Regions from separate parts of the Homo sapiens genome. Here region 1 is linked to region 2. Evidence: read pairs that join two places in POLR2A ChIA-PET (ENCODE). Cell type or tissue: OCI-LY7. All regions are shown on one strand. Each heading gives the region's core, and the rest is flanking DNA. Links, peaks and the distances in the headings are about the cores only.

Region 1 (11,734 bases), core at 1,316-9,315, 55 kb after region 2:
ATATATGTTTTCATCAATTACTTTAGAAATATTTATCAGTATAGTTTAATTTTTTTCCTTTTTTTTTTGAGACAGAGTCATGCTCTGTCATACCAGGCTGATCGGTATTGGTGCAATCACAGCTCACTGTAGCCTCAGCCTCCTGGGCTCAAGTGATCCTCCTACCTCAGCTACCCAAGCAGCTGGGACTACAGGCACGTGCCACCAAGCCCCACTAATTTTTGTATTTTCTGTAGAGACAGGGTTTCACCATGTTGCCCAGGTTGGTCTTGAACTCCTGGACTCAAGTGATCTGCCGGTCTTGGCCTCCCAAAGTGCTGAGATTACAGGCATGAAGCCAGTATAGTTTAATTTTTAAAGATACACTAGAAGATACAAGATGGACCTAATATCTAAGGACAGCATCTCCATGCCAGGGACAGTGGCACTTCACATTTCACATGCATTATTTCATTAAAACAGCACCATCACCTCGGGAGGCAGGTTCATTCTCTCTCTAGACAGGCTCGAGAATGGAGACAGAAAATGGAGGTAACTTGCCCAAGGCCACTCTGTAGGTAAGTGGTGGACTGGCTTTGAACTTTGCTGTCTCCAGCTCCTGCGATGCCTCTGTGTTGCCTCAAATGCAAACATGTACTATTTATGCCCCACTTGGTTTCCAAAAGGACGTAAGATGATTAGAAAAGAAATACAAGACAACAGAGTTTAAAAATGTGTATAAAGAAGAGTCATAACAGGGAAACAAATTTGGAAAAAATAAACACAGTTGGCCCTCTGCATCTGTGGGTCCCATATCTGTGGGTTCCACATCCATAGATTCAATCAATGGCAGATCAAAAATATTCAGAAAAAAATAATTGCTGTGTATTGAACATGTATAGGTGTTTTCCTTGTCATTATCCCCTAACAATATAACAACTATTTCCATAGCATTTACATTGTATTAGCTATTATAAGTAATCTAGAGATGACTTAAAGTATACAGGAATGAACGGGTACAATGTACATTATTCCAACGATAAATACACTCACAGCCTCGACTTTGACCACTATGCAATACATCCATGTAACAAAATTACACTTGTACCCCACGAATGTATACAAATAATAAAAAAAATTATATGGTAAGATGTGTGTAGATTATATGCAAACACAATGCTATTTTATATCAGGGACTTGAGCATCCCTGGACTTTGGTGTCCTTGCGGGTTCTGAAACAAATCCCCCATGGACACTAAGGAACAACTGTAACATGAAGATGGTATGAGATTTGCACACGAAACACCAGCATAAAGCACAGTGCCCCAGCTAGATGTAACCTCCTGCTTGACTCTGATCTCTCTAGCAGTCAATGCAGAGAGGGGAACAGAAACAAACAGATATAAGATTTGGTGGCTGTAAGCTCAAAAGGAAACCAGTGGGTTAGAAAAGGCACTATTCCTGGTATTGCTATCTGGAGGGATTATTTTCCATGGGACAAAAGAATAAGAAAGGCCTTAGCTGTTCAGAGCCTACAGTGTCCTTTATGAGACAGAATGGACACAGGTGAAACAGGAGGAATAATAACAGGCCGTGTGCGCAGGTTTGTGGTGTTGTCCATGGGAAGAGGGGATGGGACACTGAGGAACTGTCAAGGCAATGCTGTGGGGAAAGGGTGAAAACAGCTAAGATTAGGGGAGAGAGAGGTGGAAACGCAGGGATGTCATCCAGGGAGCGAGATAGCAGGAAAGAGGCAGGAAGCTGCAATTTGTACATTGCCAGTGGGAGGGGATGTGGAGTGGGGGAGGGCTGAGAAAGAAAGGGTTAAACGACAACATAAAACAAGCCCTCACTATAGGCACCGCATGCCTCTAAGTGTTATTGATATAACTCCTCTCATTTAATTCTCACACAAAACACCTGTGGCATAGCTACCATTCACTGCATCCATTTTACAGACCAGGCAATTTGAAAGGAAGAGAGGATTTAGGCGCCATACTCAAGGTTACCTGGGTAAGAAATGATGGAGCAAGAATGTCACCCATGGGACCACACCCCTGGTGAGTACCAGACGCTGCCTCTAATTCGAGTTCTTATCAGAAACAATAAAAGGAACCTGGGAAGTTGTGTGCTCAGGGCACCAGGGCCTTGGAATCCAGGAAAGTGCTGAGATGGGGTGTGAGAGTCACCAGACTTCTTAGCAAAGAAACATAATTCTACTAAAACAAGGTATGGGTACAGTGGTAGGGTTTCCTTGCCTAGTTGCTGCAACAAAGTTTCCTGACATAGGGTTTGCAGTGTAATGTTCTAGCTTTTAAACTTTCCTAGGGCACAAAGCTTGTGCCATCTCCCCACTGATGTCAACAGCACTGTCTATGAATAGAAATGTTCACTCTGCAAGCTCAGAGGCTCAACATATAACTTGAAATACTACATAGCAAGATGGATTATCATAATATTTTCCAGGAACTGAGTATCTCAAAAATGACAAGACAAAGATAACAGACAGGTATTCTGAATTGCCTTCTATTCCGAATTTAATGTTTTCCTAAACAAAATTACCAGGTTAGTTACAGTATTTGAAATAGTTCTGAATAAATCATGTTTCTCTAGCCTCAAGCATGCAGGTGAAATACGCATATCTCTCTGGTGTCTATCTGTCCATACAAATTCCCGAAACATGAAATTGACACAGGAAACCAATTAAAAAACAAAATTTAATGTTATCTTTTCAGTTACTGAGCTTGCATTTGTAGTCGCTACAACAGTGTGACATTTAATAGTGACTACTTGAGGGTGAATAGTTCAATATGGTGAATATGAAGTACGATGCAGGGCTTATGGCAAGGATTAGATGCACATGGAGCCAAGGACTTGGATCTTAAAGAACAAGTGACAAAACAGGAAGCAGAATGAAATATCTTAATATCATAATATCTTGTAGGTAAATTTAAATTTACATAAAGACACACATAGAAAAGAAAAATACTTGAAACAAATGGAGGGGAAGGGGAATGAAGGTGAGAATGGAGATGTGAGAACCAGGAAAGAAAGGATTGCTTCTGTTTTACTCTAGCTAAGAATTTTTCCAAAGTCTTTAAAATGGCCTATTAGAATTTTTTTTTTTCTATTTAGCTGGGCTTCAATCAATATAGAATTTTCTTGTCCATTTTTCTTTTTTTTAGATATAGGGCCTCATTCTGTTGCCCAGGCTGGAGTGCAGGGGCGTGATCACAGCTCCCTCAAACTCCTGGCCTCAAGCAAGCCTCCCGCCTCAGCCTCCTGAGTAGCTGGGACTACAGGAGTGTGTCACCATGCCCAGCTATGTTTTTTAAAAAAAATTTTTTGTAGAGAGCGGGGGTCTCGCTATGTTGCCTAGGCTGGTCTCAAACTCCTGGCCTCAGGTGATCTTCCTGCCTTGGCCTCTCATAGGGTTAGGATTAAGGATAAGCTACTACAACCAGCCAGAATTAATTTTCTAAATGCGTAAATTATCTTAAATGCTATGTTAAAACAATCTTATGCTTGCTATTACTATGCCTCCTGTTAAAAGTCAAGTTCTGTGTCTTTTTTGTTTTCGTTTTTGAGAGAGGGTCTTGCTCCTTGCCCAGGCTGGCATGATCACAGCTCACTGCAGCCTCCATATCCGGGGTTAAAGTTGATTCTCCAACCTCAGCCTCCTCAGTAGCTCAGACTACAGGCAGGTGCTACACTACACCTGGCTAATTTTTGTATTTTTGGTAGAGACAGGGTCTCGCTGTGTTGCACAGGCTAGTCTCAACCTCCTGGACTGAAGTGATCCACTTGCCTTGGCTTCCTAAAGTGCTGGGATTACAGGCATGAGCCACTACACCTGGCCTAAAAGTCAAGGTCTGATCCTTTGTAATATAGTCCTTAGGTTGACTCAGAATTCCCAAAGTCGATTCAGGAGAATCTAGTACTAAGTATTATCAACTGAATCTATTTTCAACTTGAAATCTGACTGTGTTCCTGTGAGATCCCCTACACAGCTCATCACTGTATTCATATTTAGCTCTTCCTCCAGGACTAGGTATTTAAAAATGAGATCAATATAAAGAAGGTACCATATATTTGTAATTAGAGTTCTGAGAGACCTTTCCAAATAGTTAGCTTCTCCTAAGTCAAAAGAGAATTTACCAAGAAACAAATAAAAATGAAATATCCAAATTCCAGAAAGCATAGCATTTCTGAGTCATATATCCCCTGAAGCTCAGAGCTAGGGCAGCCAAGATGACTTGGAACGCCTGATTCTCCCAGTATAGACAAACACCAGGATGTGGTAGCCACCATGTACGAGAACCACTGTGTGTAGGAACAAAAAGGCCACCAAGCATGAGCGAGGCAGCTCCTTTTCTGCACCAGGAAAGCACAAGACAAGCACATCTTACCACAATAAATGAAACAAACTGGTCAGAGTAGACATATGCCTATGTCGTGAAAGTCAAGGAAGATCAGAAGATTGAGTACTTTGGTACAAAAAAAAAGAAACGCTCCCTTTCTCCCATCTTACCTGAAGCCTGGGAGCCCCATGCCAACTTTTCATGCAGAAAGAATTATTTTGACAAAGGAAGATTAATGTCTTTGTGCTGGAAGAACATTTTTAAATACTGTCATACATATCTTTGCAAATTCTCCTTGTTCTCTCTCCCTAAACTTTAGTTTCATTTACCCTAAAGAACTGCTGAGAATTATGGGTTTCTGCATATGAATTCTTGTTAAGTTACTAACCCATGGTGCTCTTGCAGACATGTCACTCTATCATAATTCATTTCAACATTAATAATCCTACCCACACATCCTCCTCCTGTGGCCGGGGAGTCATCTCGCTTATCCTGTAATGTGCCTTTAATTGCCCCTGGGCAGAAGTGAACTATAAACAGTCTGTCAAAGCTTTAACTGGGATATCCTGTTAAAGCACTTTAAATAAATATTGCCATCTTTTGTAGAAAACAGAAGAAATAAAAAGAAACAAGACCATGTCCACAGGTGGTTTTCTGTCAGAATTAGATGATCTTCACATTTTCATTTAGAACATGAATAGTTTTTTCATCAAGCTGAACAAAAACGGTTCTTATTATTATATTCATACAGCAACTTCACCCAGTATCTGCTGGCTTCAAAAGCCTTGGCAAATTATGTGTTTTACAATTTGCTGACCTAATAAGAAACTTGTATAAACTAAAAAAAAAAAAAAAAAAAAAAAAAAAAAAAAAGTAAAACCAAAGCAACTCATCAGATGGTATCATGTTTTTATTGTGTTTTGTTTTAAAATAAGCAGGCATCAATGGTATATAAAACAGTAAAAAATAAGAATTTTCTGCTTATTCTATTTCACCTATCTGAAAAAAAAATACTTCCTCTGGACTAAAATTCTAAAAATGAGAATTCCTTCCCAAAGGGACATCTTTTGAAAAAATGGATCAGTTATAAGAGAGACTGTAGAAATCTTTAGTTGTCTTTGGAAAGTCAGAGATAAGCTTAAACTGAAATGTTGCTAAGGTAAGATTAATGGTTACCAAACTTTTCTCGAGAGTAAATGCTTCCCTAGGTTGGCACAAATCAATTAAATGACTCCAACTTCAGCACTACTGATTTTCTATAGAAAATAATCTTAAAAGTTAGGGAAATAAAAATCGAGATGGTGATTGGAAGTTGCCTCATCCACCAATGACTCCACTTCCCAAGCCTAACTAACAATTGCAAATGTGGATGGACCTTTCCCAAATTTGGAGTTTGTCCCCGATGTCTCTAGAGGTCTCTTCACCTTTCACGTTGATAGACTTTCTAAGTTTATATCATATAGCCTAGGGTGGCACAACTTTTTGCAATATCCTTTTCCTTAGTCACATATGAGTTCCAAACTATTAAGATTAAGACCAAGTGCCAAATTGCTCTAAAGCAATTCTATCTTTGCTGGCCTGCCCAAGGAAGATTTTTATCTCAGAATGTTTATTCTCTCTAAGTGTCACCAAACAAAACAAATGAAAAATTCACATCTCAAAATGTCTGGGGCAGGGCATTCTGACTCTGAGCTCAACATAGCTTCTCCCTTCACTTAGCCCTTCTCAGTTCAACCCAAAAGCTATACACAGAAAAGCTGCTTAATTTATAACATTTTTTGAAAGCAGGTCACTGAATTACTACTGACAGCCACGTGAATTTCTGCCAGGGTAAGTGGAAAAAAGTGACCAAAAGGGAGAACCAAATGAGTGTGCAGGCATCCAGGGGAGCGGGTCAGCACAGCACACTAGATGAAAAAGGCTCGGAAAGATCTCTGTCGTGTGCAGACGGTTTCCATGTCTGTTTAAATGACAACACGAACAGCAGAAAAATAGAGAAAACCAGTAAATCAGTTGCTTCATCTCCATCATACCGCGAGGTCTGACTACCTTTATTTCAAGGAATCAGTTGAATCAGCTCTCTCTTTTGGTGACCCACTGACACAGTTCTGTAAGAGTGGGACAGGGAATAGCATGCCAGAGGAAATAATATACCACAATGAAAAAAACAAACAAAAACCCGAAAAACAAAAAACCACCCTGGCCTTTGGTGAGGGCTCCTTGCCTGCATTTCAAGGACAGGGACTATGTGGCGACTCTGCCTAATAATATCACCTGTGTATAGTGGCAAGTGTGCCGCCATCTTGAAAGCAATATTATATCCATTTGATCTTCACAGTAACCTGTGTGATGAGTGAAGGATATTCCATGGTCCCAAACTTATACTTTGCTTAATTGTGTTCACTTGATGAATTAAAGTCATGCCGTTTGAAAACAGTGGAGTCTAGCCTGGAACCCAGGTTCTGTTGCCCCCATGCTTGTTTATTATACTGCTCAGCAGTGCCTATCAGGCAAAAAGGGCTTGCCTTATTTTTTTGAAAAATATAAAAGTTCATAGACAAATAACAAAATAGGAGCAATCTAAAACACGCTGAACCGAAAGCTGAGGGGAGTATCAACTGCTAGCAACATTTTTAAATTCTTTGATACTGTGTAAATGTGTTTAAATAATAATGGCTGGAGAAATTTCTTTAACTTAAACTCCTTGTTTTAAAAAAGTCAGGCCATGGGCAAGCCAAGTCAGGAAATTAAAATTTAAGGCTGTCATTCTGTGGTTACGAAAAAGAGGCAAGTGAGTGAGTAGAAAGCCTATGAACACATCTTTTACACTTGGGTTTTAAATAGGAATAAAAGGAAATTATAATTTAAGAGAAAAATACAGAAGTTCAGAAGGCTTATAACTTAAAGCACGGTTTTTGATCTACCAATAAAAATGTCTACCTTAAGGAAAGTTGATTAGCATAATGTGCTTTTTTCAAAACAAAGGAAATGGAAAGCACGCTGAGGAAAGCAGGCAACTCTTTTCTCCTTGCTGAGGAGGGAGCTATGCGTCTGCCTCGGTCTCTCTCGGGTAACTACTGAAGGGCAGAATCCAGCAGCATTCCACAGTGCCTTTCATACCACAAATGCACGCTTTCTAGGCTGAATGTTTTCTCTACTTCCTCATTTGTGACCATTTTATAAGCTTCTAGACTCTATCCTCTACCCCACACAATGTGGAGAAAAGGCTGAATACTGACAATGATATGACATGAAAATCTCATATATTCTGAGCCACATGAAAGACACAAATATGAAAAACATCTCAGAACATTTTTATTATAAGAATATCCTGTTTGCTTTTACAATTTAAAATTAAAACAACTGTGAAAATATAAAAGAAACATAACAATTATAAGATTATGTAGCTGTTGCAAATTCCTTTTGGAAAAAGACTAAGTAATTAAAAAAACAAACATAACATGAGTGTACATAATGGCTTATAAAAGCCTCTATTTAAGCACTGTAGATTATAGATTAGGGGATACATGGAGAGCTCTGGATTATTAAAATTCACTGAGTCTTGGCTAGGTGTGGCAGCTCACGCCTGTAATCCTAGCACTTTGGGAGGCTGAGACAGGCAGATCACCTGAGGTTGGGAGTTTGAGCCTGGCCTGGCCAACATGGTGAAACCATGTCTCTACTAAAAATACGAAAATTAGCTGAGTGTGGTGGTGGGTGCCTGTAATCCCAACTACTTGGGAAACTGAGGCAGGAGAATAGCTTGGACCAAGGAGGTGGAGGTTGCAGTAAGCCAAGATTGTACCACTGCACTGCAGCCTGGGTGACAGAGTGAGACTCTGTCTCAAAACAAAACAAAAAAAATTATTTGTATCTCAATGACAAACCACATAACAATGGACAGACTTAGCACCCTGATTTTGGTGTCTATGTACCATTTCTCACTAAGAGGATTCAGAGCACCATGGGGAAATGGCTGATTCCAGTAAGAGAGTAAGGAAATGTGGCTATTAAATTAAAGCAACTTAAATTAATTCAAATTGAAAATTCTGCTCCTCAGCAGCACTTGCCATATTTCAAGTGCTCAAAAGCCACTGGCTATCATAGTGGATAGCAGCATATTAGATATTTCCTTCACATCACTGTAGAAGTTCTATTAGACAGCACTGGACTAGAGAGTAAAAGAGATTTAAGAGGCTTAACCAAATGCAATGTGTGAAATTGTTTCAATTTTGATTCTTTTTTGGATTAATGGGAAAATTTAAATATACCTGAGAATGAGAAGATTAAAGAATTATTGTTAAATATGTAATGATGGTATTAGGTTATATATAAAAATGTCTATTTTTAGAGACACATCTGGAAGTACATGAGAATAAAATGTTATATTAGTTGGAATTTACTTTAAAATACTTCAGGCTGGGCAGGGTGGCTCCTGCCTGTAATCCCAGCACTTTGGGAGGTCAAGGCAGAAGGATTGCTTGAGCCCAGGAGTTTGAGGCCAGGCTGGGCAACACAGGGAGACCCCATCTCTAAAAAAAAAAAAAAAAACTAGCTGGGCATGGTGGCATGTGCCTATAGTCCCAGCTACTCAGGAGGCTGAGGGAGGAGGATTGCTTGAGTCCAGGAGGTAGGCTGCAGTGAGCCATGATCTTGCCACTGCACTCCAGCCTGGGTGACAGAGCAAGGCCTTGTCTCAAAAAAATAAAAAATAAAAAACTGGCCGGGTGCAGTGGCTCATGTCTGTAATCCCAGCACTTTGGTAGGCCAAGGCGGGCCGATCATGAGGTCAGGAGATTGAGACCATCCTGGCTAACACGGTGAAACCCCGTCCCTACTAAAAATACCAAAAATTAGCTAGCATGGTGACAAGCGCCTGTAGTCCCAGCTACTCGAGAGGCTAAGGCAGAAGAATCACTTGAACCCAAGAGGTGGAGGTTGCAGTGAGCCGAGATCATGCCACTGCACTCCAGCCTGGGTGACAGAACAAGACGCTGTCTCAAAAAAAAAAAAAAATTAAAAAAAAAATTAAAAAATAAAAATAAAAACTTCATAAAAAAGAGATGAGGTAGCCCAGGCGTGGTGGCTCACATCTATAATCCCAGCACTTTGGGAGGCCGAGGCAGGTGGATCACTTGAGGTCAGCAGTTCGAGACCAGCCTAGCCAACATGGAGAAACCCTATCTCTACTAAAAATACAAAAATTAGCCAGGCAGATATCTGTAGTCCCAGCTACTCAGGGGACTGAGGCAGGAGAATTGCTTGAACCTGGGAGGCAGAGGTTACAGTGAGCTGAGATTGCGTCACTGCACCCCAGCCTGGGCAACAGAATGAGATTTCATCTCAAAAAAAAAAAAAAAGAGATGAGGTAAATATGGCAAAATGATAACAATTGTTGACTCTAGAACATAGTATATTTTCCATACATCTATGTGTGTACAAAATTTATAATAAAATGTCAAACACATAGCTTCTCGGCATTTCTAATTTTAAAACAGCAAACATAATTTATATATATTGCATGTGCATTTATATGTACGTTAGAAGCAAAACCATAATGGCCCAGTATATGGGCCTCAAAAATAGTAATAATTGCTTGTCTAAAATGTTGTTGCCATAATCAAGCCGGGGTGATTAAAACTGAAATGATAAAACACAGAATTGCGCAGTTCCTATGTTCTTCAATAAACTGTTCTTGAACCTAAGTTATTTAGACAGTTTAGAGGGATAGACAATCAACTGCATTACACCAGTTGCAAACATTTTACATTTTAGAAGTATTCAAATTTTAAAATATTTTGAAACTCCTATTTTGCTGTTTTAATAAAAACATTATGACAAAAATGTCTAGATGGTTTGGCTAAAATCCCACTTAATATTTGATTTATTATAAGTACAAATTACAAAAATTATAGATTATATAAAGTACTCTTAAGTAAAATACATATCATTTAATAAATGTGCAATATGTTCAATAATACCATGTGTGAGAAATATGCCTAATTAGGTCAAATTGGATTATCAATAGAAATATATGAAATAGCACTGTGTTTCAAACAAACAAAATTACCAAATTGCATAAAAAATCTATAGAAATATTATTGAATCAGGATTATATGAAATATAGGTGATGTATGTTTAAATATTTAGAGTCACTTGATGCATTTTCCAATACTTATCACAATAGTCTGAAACATTTTAGAAATCACATATTTCTGTGATATCAGAAGCTAGAACTCCATGACATAAAATGAAGGAGATACTTGGTGTATAACATTCATTCATTTAGTGAATATTTCTTTTTTCCTCCCAATTGGCAAGTATGTAGAACAACATTCACTAAGTATTTCTTAAAATAAATTAGTATCTATTATAGCAGATTAAATTTTTGTTTGTTTGTTTGAGATAGAGTCTCACTCTATTGCCTAGGCTGGAGTTCAATGGCACGATCTGGGCTCACTGCAACTTTCACCTCCTGGGTTCAAGCAATTCTCCTGCCGCAGCCTCCCAAGTAGCTGGGATTACATGTGCGCACCACCACGCCTGGCTATTTTTTGTATTTTTAGTAAAGACAGAGTTTCACCATGTTGGCCAGGTTGGTCTCAAACTCCTGACCTTGTGATCCACCCGCCTCTGCCTCCCAAAGTGCTGGGATTACAGGTGTGAGCCACCACGGCTGGCCTTAAAAAATTTTTTTTAGAGACAAGGTCTTGGTCTTGTCTCCCAGGCTAGAGTGCAGGGGTATAATCATAGCTCACTGTAACCTTGAACTCCTGGGCTTAAGGGATCCTCCTGCCCTAGCCTCCCAAGTAGCTAGGATTACAGGTATGTACCACTACACCCAGCTAATTATTATTATTATTATTATTATTTTTTTTTTTTTTTTTTTTTTGAGATGGAGTCTCGCTCAGTCACCCAGGCCGGAGTGTAGTGGCGCTATCTCAGCTCACTGCAAGCTCCGCCTCCTGGGTTCATGCCATTCTCCTGCCTCAGCCTCCCAAGTAGCTGGGACTACAGGTGCCCGCCACTACGCCCGGCTAATTTTTTTGTATTTTTAGTAGAGACGGGGTTTCACCGTGTTAGCCAGGATGGTCTCGATCTCCTGACCTCGTGATCCGCCCACCTCGGCCTCCAAAAGTGCTGGGATTACAGGCGTGAGCCACCACGCCCAGCCCAGCTAATTATTTTTTAATAGAGACTGAGTCTCACTATGTTGCCCAGGCTGGTCTCAAATTCCTGGTCTCAAGCTATCCTCCAGTCTTGGCTTCCCAAAGTATTGTGATTACAGGCATGAGCCACTGAGCCTGGCTTTATAGCAGATTATTAAAATATATCTGGTCAGTGTAAACCAGTAAACTATATGGTTTAGACAGGAGTATTGACTCTAAAATTAA
Region 2 (11,734 bases), core at 2,246-10,245:
GAGGGTGACTCTGTCTCAAAAAATATATATAATAAAATAAAATAAAATAAAATAATATAAATAAATTACTCTTAGTGATACCACATCACTCTGCTTAAAAATTTATTTAACCACTTTAGTAGGCTGCAGCTATTAAGTTCACAAAATAATTGCCATTATTCCAATTTACTTTGTTCTATGTACAGAGTCATAATTTATCAGGAAAAGAAAAAGTGTTTATTGTTATAATTATTCATAATTATAGACTAATTTTAATAATAGCTAGCATCTGCTGAGCACACACTAGGTAAACTAGGATTCTTGTTAGGAAATGTGCACTATCTCATTTAATATTCAGAATAAACTTACAAGGTAGATATTACTACTTCCATTTGAAAACAAAACAAAAACCCTAAAGCTCAGAAAGGTTAAACAGTGTGTCTGAGATCACACAGCTTTTAAGTTGGGGTGTCAGGATCAGATTTCTGGGATGTCTGACTCCAAAATTCCCCTCTTAATCATTAGGTTACTGCCCTTGAGTGTGCCAAACTATACACTGTATTTCTTTTAAAATGAACTAGCTTCTTTTAAATGCTTCTTCCACTCACAGTTGACAAAAAGTAACTTTTTATTATTAAAAAATGAGTAAGATCCAGACCAGGCTACACAACATAGTGAGACCTCGTCTCCACAAAAAATAAGAAATAAAATAGCCAGGTGTGGTGGCAGACACCTGTAGTTCCAGATTCTTGGGAGGCTGAGGTGGGAGGATTGCTTGAGCCCAGGAGAATAAGGCTGAAGTGAACCATGATCGCACCACTGCACCCCAGCCTGGGTAACAGTGAGACCCTGTCTCTAAAAAAAAAAAGAAAGAAAGAAAAAGAAAAACAGTGAAGCAAGCTAAACATTTAGTATTTTCCAAATTTCTAATACCTTTTACAAAACAATCTTCAACAAAATAGGTTGATCAAAATGATCTCATGGTTGCATATTGCTCTGGAAATATTTATATATTTACATCAACCTTTAACATTTAGGCCAGGCACAGTGGCTCACACCTGTAATCCTAACAGTTTGGGAGGCCAAAGCGGGGTGATCGCTTAAGCCCAGGAGTTTGAGACCAGCCTGGGCAACATGGTTGAAACCCTGTCTCTACAAAAAAATACAAAAAAATTAGCCAGGCATAGTGGCATGTGCCTGTGGTCCCAGCTACTTGGGAGGCTGAAATGGGAGGATCGCTTGGAGCCTAGAAGGTCGAGGCTGCCGTGACCTGTGATTGTGCTACTGTACTCCAGCCTGGGTAACAAAGAAAAAAACAAAAACAAAAAAACCTTTAACGTTTAAGTAAACTTTTTTTTTTCTTCGAAATTTATGTGATACAGAGAAGTTATCCTAGTCCAAAAAGAATGGTGAATAGAAGACCATCCCCAATGCGTTCCACACCCTTGTAAGAATTATGACTATTAGGGTTGCTTTGGGATGAAAGGAGAGGTCCTTGTGGAAGATCTTCCTTCTTGGCATGTTCTCTCACTGTCCTAAGGAGACGGAGATGGCCCTTTGTCACTCGCAGCCCTTGTTGCACCATAAACAGCCTCATCGTAGGTGTTAATTTGCTGTCTGTCACATGATAATGTGTTTTCACATCTATTCCCAGTGCTTACCTTAGTGCTGGCACATAGTAGGCACATTCAATAAATAAAGAGCAGAGGCAGATCTAGGCCCACAGGCTTATTTTCTATCTATCAATAACCGATCTGAGGAGGAATCGTATGGAGGGATATTAACATATGGAAAATATGCAGTAGGATCACATCATCCCACATTGGCCCTGTGTCTATTTCTATTTCCTAGAGGAAATCTATTTCCACTCCTCCCCGCTTTCCACCTCCCTCCTCTCTTAGCCTGTACCCCCGCCCCTCTGCCCTGGGCTCAGCTGCAAGGTGTCTTTTTAATTCTTACATTCTCTTTATTTACATCAAAATTGTTTGCAGAGCCCCACACCTTCTGGCTTCCAGCTGGTAGAAGGTGCAAACAAAAGCAAGACAAACACACACTGCATCTGTACCTTGAAACAGCCTCAATTCCAGGTGGTTGAAGGGACTCCCTGGGGCACCTGGAATTCAGGTGGGGCCAGAGCAGTGTTTCAAGTCAAGCCTGCCTGTAATTCCCCTTTCCTCTTTGCTGCCAGGCAGTGCAGAGCTGGGCGTACAGAGCCGATTGCTCAAGCTCTCTCAGGTGTGTGTATCTGGGTGTGTGCAGCAATGAAGGGCAGGCCAGTGCCCCGAAACTTAGCCCTTGGCTTCACCAAGGCGGCTGTGAGCCAAGGTCAGGTTTCTGCGTCTGTTTCCTAAAAATCATATTCCTCCTGGACTAAAGGGGAAAATTCTTCTCCCTGTGGTTGTTCTTCTGAACTGTGGTACCAAATCTCTAGAGCCTGCCTTTTGGGAACTGAAGCAGGTAGTGAGGAATTCCTGCTCCAGCCATTCTGAGGCCAGGGAGGGGGCCCCGCCCCCGCTTCCTCCACAATATGTTCCAGTTTTCCCTGTCACTGATTGCTCCTGGTTACCTTGTGGTGCCAATGGATGTAAAGGCATGTCAACACTGCCATTACAAGCTTTTCTTGTCAATGATTCATAACATTAGGACAAATAATCATCTGGCCTTAATCCCGGCAGGCAGAAAAAGTACAGCAGAGTTAACAGGAAGGTAACGTATGCAAGTAGTTGAGTATTTGCTAATTATTTCCTGACCCAGCGAACCCAATAGACTGTAGCAACAATTTTTCACCCTGTGGTGTTTAAACTTTCATAAGTAGAAAACGGACCTGGATCAGAAAGAAGGGAGATGGGCTTAAAAAAGAGAGTCTTTTGGTGTCTGACTTGAGTACTTTTTTTTTTTTGAGTCAGTCTCGCTCTGTTGCCCAGGCTGCAGTACAGTGATGCGATCTCCACTCACTGCAACCTCCGCCTCCTGGGTTCGGGCAATTCTCCTGCCTCAGCCTCCTGAGTAGCTGGGATTACAGGTGCGCACCACCACGCCCAGCTAATTGTTCTTGTTTTTGTTTTTGGTTTGTATTTTTAGTAGAGATGGGGTTTCACTATGTTGGTCAGGCTGGTCTCAAACTCCTGACCTCAGGTGATCCGCCTGCCTCGGACTCCCAAAGTACTTGGATTACAGGTGTTAGCCACTGCACCGGGGCTGACTTGTTTCTTTTGGCCAAAAAAATTAAGAAAGCTTTATGAAACCTTGTACAAGGTGTCCTGTTTTCCTCTTAATTCTTCCAAAATTCTTTTCTTTAAAGTTCAGTTTTAAACATTGGCAAATCAAGTAAGAAGGAAGCCCATTTCCTTATGGCACAGCTCAATACTCAATAAGAGATACAGGATGAAAACCAAGAATCTTCATTCCCAGCTCTATAGGAAAAAAATTAATACGATTTATGCAAAACTTCAAAGGAAGCCCCTCCCTCCACACACCTCCCATTTGTGTAGGTGTTTCCTTCATCCCCCTACCACCAGTGTGGGTTTTTAGGTGAGCATAATTGTGCTTTTGTCTTGGACTTGGCTCACCCCACTACACTCAACTCCCAGAGCCCCTGGCCTGGAGCCCAGGGTGGGGCTTTGCCCTCAGTACTGTAAACAATCATAATTACCTTTACAAACTTAAAAAAAAAATTTTCAAGGCCAAGAATATAGAGCATACTATAACCCCTTGTGCATGAATCTGTTAGAATGTGCGTGGTGTCTCCCTCATAAAATGGCCAAAGGGAAAAGAAAATCAGCAGCTCTCAGTGTCCCCATGGGCCTCTCTGGGCCTGGGAGTTCTCTGCTTCCAGCTTGTAGTGGTGACAGCAGTACAAGTGAAAGGGATAAATATTGAAGCAGAACTTAAAGAGATCTTCTTACCATTCATGCAGCTTCTGTGAATTGGATGGAAGCAGAGGCTTGGTGTAGATATGCCTACCCTAGACTCCGACGGGGAGGAGGTGCGTCTCCTGACCTCGGCTTGTAGCATGTCTGAGGCTACTCCTTACAGTATCTCTGTCTGGTTGACAGCACCTATTGTTCTGATGAAGTTGACCTGCATCCAAGCGTCTGCCTCATTTTGATTACCACCATGGTGCCAAGGCTATGATTCCCACATAATCCTGGTAGTTTATTTCATGCACAATCACTAACAGGTGTGATCTATGTCTAAGATCAAAACAATTCATGAAAATTCAAAATTTTTAAATTCAATCACTTTTGGCCACACAGTTTTATCAAGATTCATACAAAAGGTTTGATTTATCAATGAGATGGATTGCTTTCCAGGCCACAGAGTTCCTTTGATTATTTTACTGCCAGGTTAACAGGTGTGAGTATGGAGACCTGAACATCTAGACAGATGCCTTCAACCTCGCATGGACTCATTTCAAAGGCCATGTCAAAGCCAAAGACATAGAATGGGGAGCTCCCTGGCTGGGCAAGTGTGATGATTTTACTAAGCCTCTTTAAGGAAGTATCAGAGTTGTGTACATGTCATTTTTTCCATTCAGAAGCCAAAACACTGCTCCATGGCTGTGAGTTATTGAGCTCATGCTCTGTGCTTGTGTTACGGTATGTTTCGGGCATGTTCATCATCAAGAATGGTCATCTGTAGTGTTCCTTGTGCTGAGAGAAGGTGATTTACAATGCAGCTACCAGAATGAGAAGCCATGGGATCCACACTACTAACACTTCATTAACAAGCTCTTGGTTGGGCACTGTGGCTCACACCTGTAATCCCAACACATTGAGAAGCAAGACAGGAGGATCGCTTGAGGTCAAGAGTTGGAAGCCAGCCTGGGCAATATACAGACACCCCCATCCCTACAAAAGTTAAATTACAAATAAAGTAAATTAGCTGGGCATGGTGGTACATGCCTGTAGTCCCAGCTACTCAGGGGGGCTGAGGTGGGAGGGTCACTTGAGCTCGGGAGGTCAGGGCTGCAGTGAGCCCTGATTGCATCACTGCAGTCTAGCCTGGGCAACACAGCAAGACCCTGTCTCTAAAAAAAGTAATACATATATTTTTAAAGCAAGCTCTTTGCCTTGCCTCAGGACCCTGCTGAGGAGCACCTCCGCCCCCACCCCAACAGCTCTGGGGCCTTCCCTTGAAGTGCTAGCTTATAATCACCAGTTACCAACTTCCCTTCTCTCCCTAGGAGGGCTCAGTGTTTAGGAGGTTATTCCTCCCTTGTGCTTAGCTTCTTTCCAAATGTTTAACTCTTGTGATGGTCCTGAGAGCCATTCCTGCAGTACTCACAGTTTTTGCTTCTTCCTTTAATAAAGATTGCCCACATCCCAGTGTAATCTCCCAATTCATTCCTCCATCAACGCTCCCTCAAAACCACCAGAGAGAGAGCATTCTCCCTATAGTCCTGTCTGTCTGGTCTCCACACAAATGCAACCACTTGGGTGGGGGACTCCCCAGTGGCAAATGTCCTTGCACACAACTATGAAAAGTAACCCAGGTGAGATGCAATGGGAATCCTGGGGGAAACACAACCGAACCAGCTCAGGACCAGTGAAGCTGCCCAGTTCTCTGTCTTTGGAGGTTTTTAAACTAGGCCGCACGATGTTGTCTCCTCTCTACTGCTTGCTACCATCTAAAATAATTTGTTTAATGGTAATCCAAAAAAAAAAAAAAAAAGCTGAGGGCATAAAGGGATTGGTTTTCTGGGACAGGTAGCTTAAGACTTAACACCCAGAGAGTTCAACTTGTAACGCATCCCATTCCAGAGGCACATTCGTCACATGCTGTCTCCATCTATCTATTGATTAAAAAAATAAGACATGCCCCAGCCTTGGCTTCAAAGCTGGAGAGACCTAGCAATATTTTTTTAAAACTTTTTCTCTGACATCGTGTCATTCCTTCTTTTGTTGCAGGTGGCATTAGTTCGAAGTACAGTTCCCATGCCTTTGGGCTGAATGCTTAGAACCTACAGAGGGGTATGAACTGTTTTCTAAACCATGAGACTGGTCTCTTTGGCTCATCTAGGCAAAAAAAGGGTTAAGTCCTCTGGGTAAAACATTGTCAATCACTAGTGGCTGCCACCAAGATGAAAAACAAGCTGCACCTGTACACAGGCAATTTAAGAGATTCTGGTCAGCTATTTTTCTCTGGTGCTTTGTTCTGCCAGCTGCCTCTGTGCTTTGGATGCAGGTGGAAGCATGGACTTTGCTATCTATAAAAAAATTTAATGGTGAAGATCAACTTCCGCTTCACCTCCCCAGGGATCAAAGTTTTGGGGCTTTTTTTTTTCTTTTTCCTGAAAGACTGGTAGAGCAACGCCTAGACAATGGGTAAGTTGTTGAGGCTCCCCTTCTCCCCACACAAGTAGCAGGAGATCTTTGACAGATTCTATTTTTTTTTCTTCCCAATTTGAAGGAAATAAAGGAAATGTGGAGATGCATGTCAAGCATTTGCCAAAAGGAGGGCTGGAGAATGACAGCTGGGAGCCTGGGTCACCATCGCAGCCTGCTGCACGTAGGGCAGGTGGCAACGACGTGGATAGGACAGGCTCTCTGCCTGCGAGTGTGAGACACACGCTTACTATACAGCATCCTCTGTGGAAGGGAGGGTGTCATACAAGTTATATACATGACCAGATGACTTTCCATGACACAACGGATGACCATTAAGGTGTGTAGGAAGGAAAGAAGCTTAAAAACCCGATGCTCTGGCTTAACAAGAAGCTCTAAGTAAATGTGCCTCACCAATGACATTATCAAAGTTTTTGAACTCACTCAACAAATGAGTACAAAAAGATGTATCATCTATCATGTACCAGGCACTACATTAGTTATTGGACTAATGGTGACTGTTATGGGCTGAATTACATGTTCTCTGAAATTCATATATTGAAGCCCTAACCCTTAGAACCTCAGAATGTGACCATATCTGGAGATAGGACCTTTAGAAACATGATTAAGGCCTGGGCGCAGTGGCTCAGCACTTAGGGAGGCCAAGGCAAGAGGATCACTTGAGGCCAGGAGTTTAAAACCAGCCTAGGCAACACAGTGAGACCCTGTCTCTGCAAAAAATTTAAAAATTAGCCAGATGTGGTGATGCACACCTGTAGTCCCAGCTACTCAGGAGGTTGGAGTGGGAAGATCACTTGTGCCCAGGAGTTCAAGGTTGCAGTGAGCCATAGTTGCACCACTGCACTCCAGTCTGGGTGACAGAGCGAGACCATGTCTCTAAAATAATAAAAATAATAATAAAATTTTTAAGGCTATTAAGTTAAAATAAGGTTGTTAGCATGGGCCCTAATCCAACTGACTGGTGTCCTTTTAAGAAGAGGAAATTTTACGGACAAGAACACTCAAAGGCTCGTGCACTGAGGAAAGACCATGTAAGGACACAGAAAGAAGGCGGCCACCTACAAGCCAAGGAGAGAGGCCTCAGCACAAACCAAACCTGCCAACACCTTGATCTTGGCCTTCCAGCCCCCAGAACTATGAGAACTGTGAGAAAATAAATTTCTGTTGCTTAGGCCACTTAGTGTGTGATATTTTATATGGTAGCCCTAGCAAACCAATAGAACAGTGAACAAGGCAAGGTCCTTGTTCTTGCTGAACTTAAAATCTATTAAGGAATTCAAAATCTCGTGCCCACTTAAGCAAAGGAGAAAGGGAGGTAACTAGAGACACTTGTAAACACTACTGAGACAGCCAGAGTTAGTAAGAGAAGCAGGCCCGGGACTTCCAGCTAATCTTTGGACGTATTTCATTACGGGGCATGTGGCCATTACCCAGGATATTTGAATCAAGGGTTAAACAGTATTATCACTCTGCTTCAACAAGAGAAAGCAAGAAATCCTGCACTGATCATGTGAGGGGGAGGGAGGAAATCTAGCAGATCTCACCTAAAAGGGCAAATGGAAAAGAACTGTGTGGCTCAATGCACATCACAAATGTGTGGGCTTCAACATGACCACTAGAGGCAAAGGAAATTTGTATATTTTTATAATCGCCACACAGGTGCTTATTTTAGATTGTTTTCTTGAAAGTTGTTAGTTATTTCTTTTTAACCTCACTACCCTATAGACTGACTCCCTCAAGGGAGGCGTAACATAAGATAAAAATATAGAAGTTTCTATTTGGAGCTCAACAGGTTAAAACAGAGCTGAAAATAGCTCCTGGGCATGTCTTTTTTTTTTTTTTTTTTTTGAGACGGATCTCGGCTCACTGCAAGCTCCGCCTCCCGGGTTCACGCCATTCTCCTGCCTCAGCCTCCCAAGTAGCTGGGACTACAGGCGCCCGCCACTACGCCCGGCTAATTTTTTGTATTTTTAGTAGAGACGGGGTTTCACCGTTTTAGCCAGGATGGTCTCGATCTCCTGACCTCGTGATCCGCCTGCCTCGGCCTCCCAAAGTGCTGGGATTACAGGCGTGAGCCACCGTGCCCGGCCCTCCTGGGCATGTCTTAGGGTTGGCTGACTATTTAATCCTCTGATATGTAAGAGAAATTGATGTGTTCTCCTCTGAATAGCCACTGTATCTGTCATGAAGCTTACTGTCCTTGGGATTTTTCAGCATGGTCATTGGGGGAACTGAGCTTTGTGTTCCCAAAGAAAAATACGAAGCTCTTCTACGCCTACCAGATAAACTGTGATGAAGTGTGTAATTCCTGTTGTGTGGCTGGTATGCTCCATGCATGATTCAGATATTGAGATTCTGTCCAGACAGGCGAGGACCCCTGCGCGTGTAGGCATGGAGGTGGGTAGGGTCTCCAGTCAAGGGAGAAGCCACTTATTGGAACAGTTATAAAAGTTCCACCAAACTCTGGAGGGAGGTGTGGAGGCCTCAGGCAGGAACCCGGGATGAGCCCTGAATGGAAAGGCCCTATGCTAGTGGCAGGGTTCAAATCTTTTCCTTGAGTTGCCAGATAAAATACAAGACTCCCAGTCAAATTTAAATTTCAGATAAACAGTACATCATTTTTAAGATACATATGCCTCGTGCCACATTTGGAACTTGCAATATTTGGGACATATTTATATCAAAGAATTCTGTGTTATTTACATGAAATTCAAATTTAACTGAGTGCCCTATACTTTGATTTGTTGAATCCGGTGATCTTTTCTTAATGGCAAATACCCGTTTCAGTGTGGAAGGGAAGTAAGATTTGTTCCCTATTTGTGAAGATGGGCCTAGGGCTGAGTCAGGTTGTCTGAAAAACTGTACTCATCTTTTGGTGTTCTTTCTGCATAGCATGGAGCACCAAAGCCAGAAAATTATAGAAAGATGAGGAATACCAGACAGCAGAAACCTGACCGCTTTTATTCCTCATGCATGCTCTTGGCTTAGTCGTCTTTTCCACTCCCTTCGCAGCTAAAGAAGGCTTCCTAAATTCCCGGGCCATCTCAGCTGTGCTAAGGTGGCAAACCTAAGGAAAGCCTCCCAGACGGGAAGGACTAGCTGGCCTCACTTTGGTGGGAGCATTAAAGTGAATCGTAGTCCCCCAGGGAACAGCAAGTGTTGAAATAAAAAAGACAAAGTCAGAGTCATTTGGCCAGACAGTCCTTCCCACCTGGAAGGCTCTGGGACTTGTCTTATGGAAGGAGGAAAATACTTCTCCCAAGTATGAAGAAATCATCCAAAATGCAAAGGCTCCCTGGTCCCGCAGTAGCCGGTCCCCTCCACCTTCAGCCAAGGGATTCCTTAATTCATCAACCAGTATTTACAGAGGACTTGCCATGTGCCAAATGCTGTGTCGCTGCTGGAAACACAACAACGAAGAGGCATCACCTTCACCCCAAAGAGCTTCTGTCTCCCGGCAGATCCTGATGCTGCTCTTTGTAGACTCAGCCTGGGCCTGGGCCTTGCCACCCAGCTCCCCCTCCATTGCCTCACAGAGACTCATTCAGTGACTGCCCATTACCTATCAGCATGGAGAACGGCTATGGCCTGCATGTTTATGTCCCCTGCAGTTTCACATGTTGAAATCCTAACCCCCAGGGTGATGATATTAGGGAGCAGGGTCTTTAGGAGGTGATTAGGTCATAAGGGTGGAGCTCCCATGAATAGGATGAGTGCCCTTATAAAAGAGGCTCAAGAGAGAACCCTCACTCCTTCCACCACATTTGTATACCATTAGAAGACACCGTCTAGGAACCAGGAAGCAGGCCCCCACCAAACAACAAATCTGCCGGCACCCAGCTTCCAGAATGGGTAGGAAAAAAAGTCTGTATTTCTAAGTTGCCCAGCCTATGGTACTTTAGCCTGAATAGACTAAGAGAGGAAGAAGGTGTTCATCACAGACATTTGTCCTGGGCTCGGGTTCTCCTTTAGTAACTTGTCATATAAAGCTGGGGCTCTTTCCTTTCATTCTAGCTGATTACACACAGGACAGGTCAATGTTCCCCCACACTTAGACCATATGTGATGCTGGAATGGAGGTCCTGGCATATTCAACGTGAGTGGCCGTGTCAGGCAGCACCTACTCCCTGCACCTCCATCACACTGCCCTGTTTCACTGTTCCGGCTGCACACATCGCTATCTGACACTGTTCCCTTTGTTTGTGTTGTGTTTGTTTGTCACATCTCTCTGAATTAGATTGAAAACATCATGAAAGAAGCCATCTCAGCTTTCATTCACCATTGTTTCTCCCAAGCCTGCAATAGTACCTGACACAGGACACACTTAATAAGCATGCATTTAATGAATGAATAAGCAAGCAAATAACCAAATTACTTGTCCCAGGCAACCAACGTGTGAAATACACAGGGTGGATCTCATGCATTGGAACAGAGCTGCATGTGGGAGATCAGGGAATGGCATCTTCCAAAGACGACGAGCACGTGCTCTGTTTTCTCATGGAGATATCTGGTACTGCATCTGTCGTCCTTATCGCGGTCACCCACACAGGAACCTGGGAACCAACTTAGCCTCTTCCTTCTCTCCTACTATATGAAGGGTATTTTTACCCAGTATTGTTACTTCCATCTCCACCGTGGTAGAGCTAGCAGACTGGCCCTTCACCTCTGTCACCTCCTCCAAGTGTATTAGTCAGGGTTCTCCCAGGAAACAGAACCAAAGAGGAGAGATAGAGATAGGGATAGAGACAATAGAGACAGAGACAGAAATAGAAATAGAGATAAAGATTTACTTTCAGGAACTGGCTCATACAATGGTGGGAACCGGCAGTTTGCAGGGCAGACTGGAAATTCCAGCAAGAGCTGATGTTGTCTTGAGCCAGAAGGCAGTCTGGAGGCAGAGTTCCTTCCTCTTAGGAGTGAGGGGAACCTCGGTTTCTCTATGGAAGGTTTCAACTGATTAGATGAGGCCACTCACACTAGGGAGGGTCACCTGCTTTACTCAGAGATTTAAATGTCAGTCACATCTAAAAAATAACAGCCAGCATGGTAGCTCATACCTGTAATACCAACGCTTTGAGAGGTCGAGGCTGGAGCATTGTTTGAGGCCAGGAGTTCAAGACGAGCCTAGGCAACATAGCGAGACCCCGTCTCTACAAAAAATGAAGAAACTAGGTGATTGTGGTGACTCACACCTGTAGTCCTAGCTACTTGGGAGGGTGAGGCAGGAGGATTGCCTGAGCCCAGGAGTTCCAGGCTGCAGTGAGTTATGATAGGGACATGGCACTCAAGCCTGGGTGACAGAGAGAGACTGTTTCCAAAAAAGTTTGTTATTTTTCTTACAAAATAAAATATTTATTTAAAATACCTCACAGCAACATCTGGACTGGTGTTTGACCAAACAGCTGGAT

What was found. ChIA-PET counts read pairs that join two places held together with the same protein. Peaks named below come from ENCODE experiments on the same cell type or tissue, not always from the same donor. Only the 100,000 strongest peaks of a DNase experiment are listed, where the experiment ranks them.
Region 1: POLR2A ChIA-PET joins it to region 2 with 8 read pairs; 3 of 35 experiments call an interaction of 5 or more read pairs at or near these places.

Annotation. Positions count from the first base shown.
Region 1 is chr6:135,205,704-135,217,437 of GRCh38, reverse strand. All of the region lies in intron 15 of MYB (MYB proto-oncogene, transcription factor), which reads right to left. It overlaps LOC105378011 (a long non-coding RNA gene), which reads left to right. Exons shown (of 3, transcript XR_001744368.2): 2 at 1,938-2,039. Among named protein-coding and RNA genes, the nearest start is that of MIR548A2, 28 kb to the left of the region's middle. In OCI-LY7, for the core only: no CTCF peak of the experiment used is centred there; no DNase peak of the experiment used is centred there.
Region 2 is chr6:135,261,681-135,273,414 of GRCh38, reverse strand. No RefSeq gene overlaps it. Among named protein-coding and RNA genes, the nearest start is that of MIR548A2, 28 kb to the right of the region's middle. RefSeq lists silencers at 1,890-2,184, 9,344-9,546 and an enhancer at 1,711-2,605. In OCI-LY7, for the core only: CTCF peaks have their summits at 7,788 and 7,991; DNase peaks (open chromatin) are centred at 2,775, 6,134, 6,534, 7,974 and 1 weaker place; H3K4me3 peaks cover 2,418 bases; H3K27ac peaks cover 6,420 bases.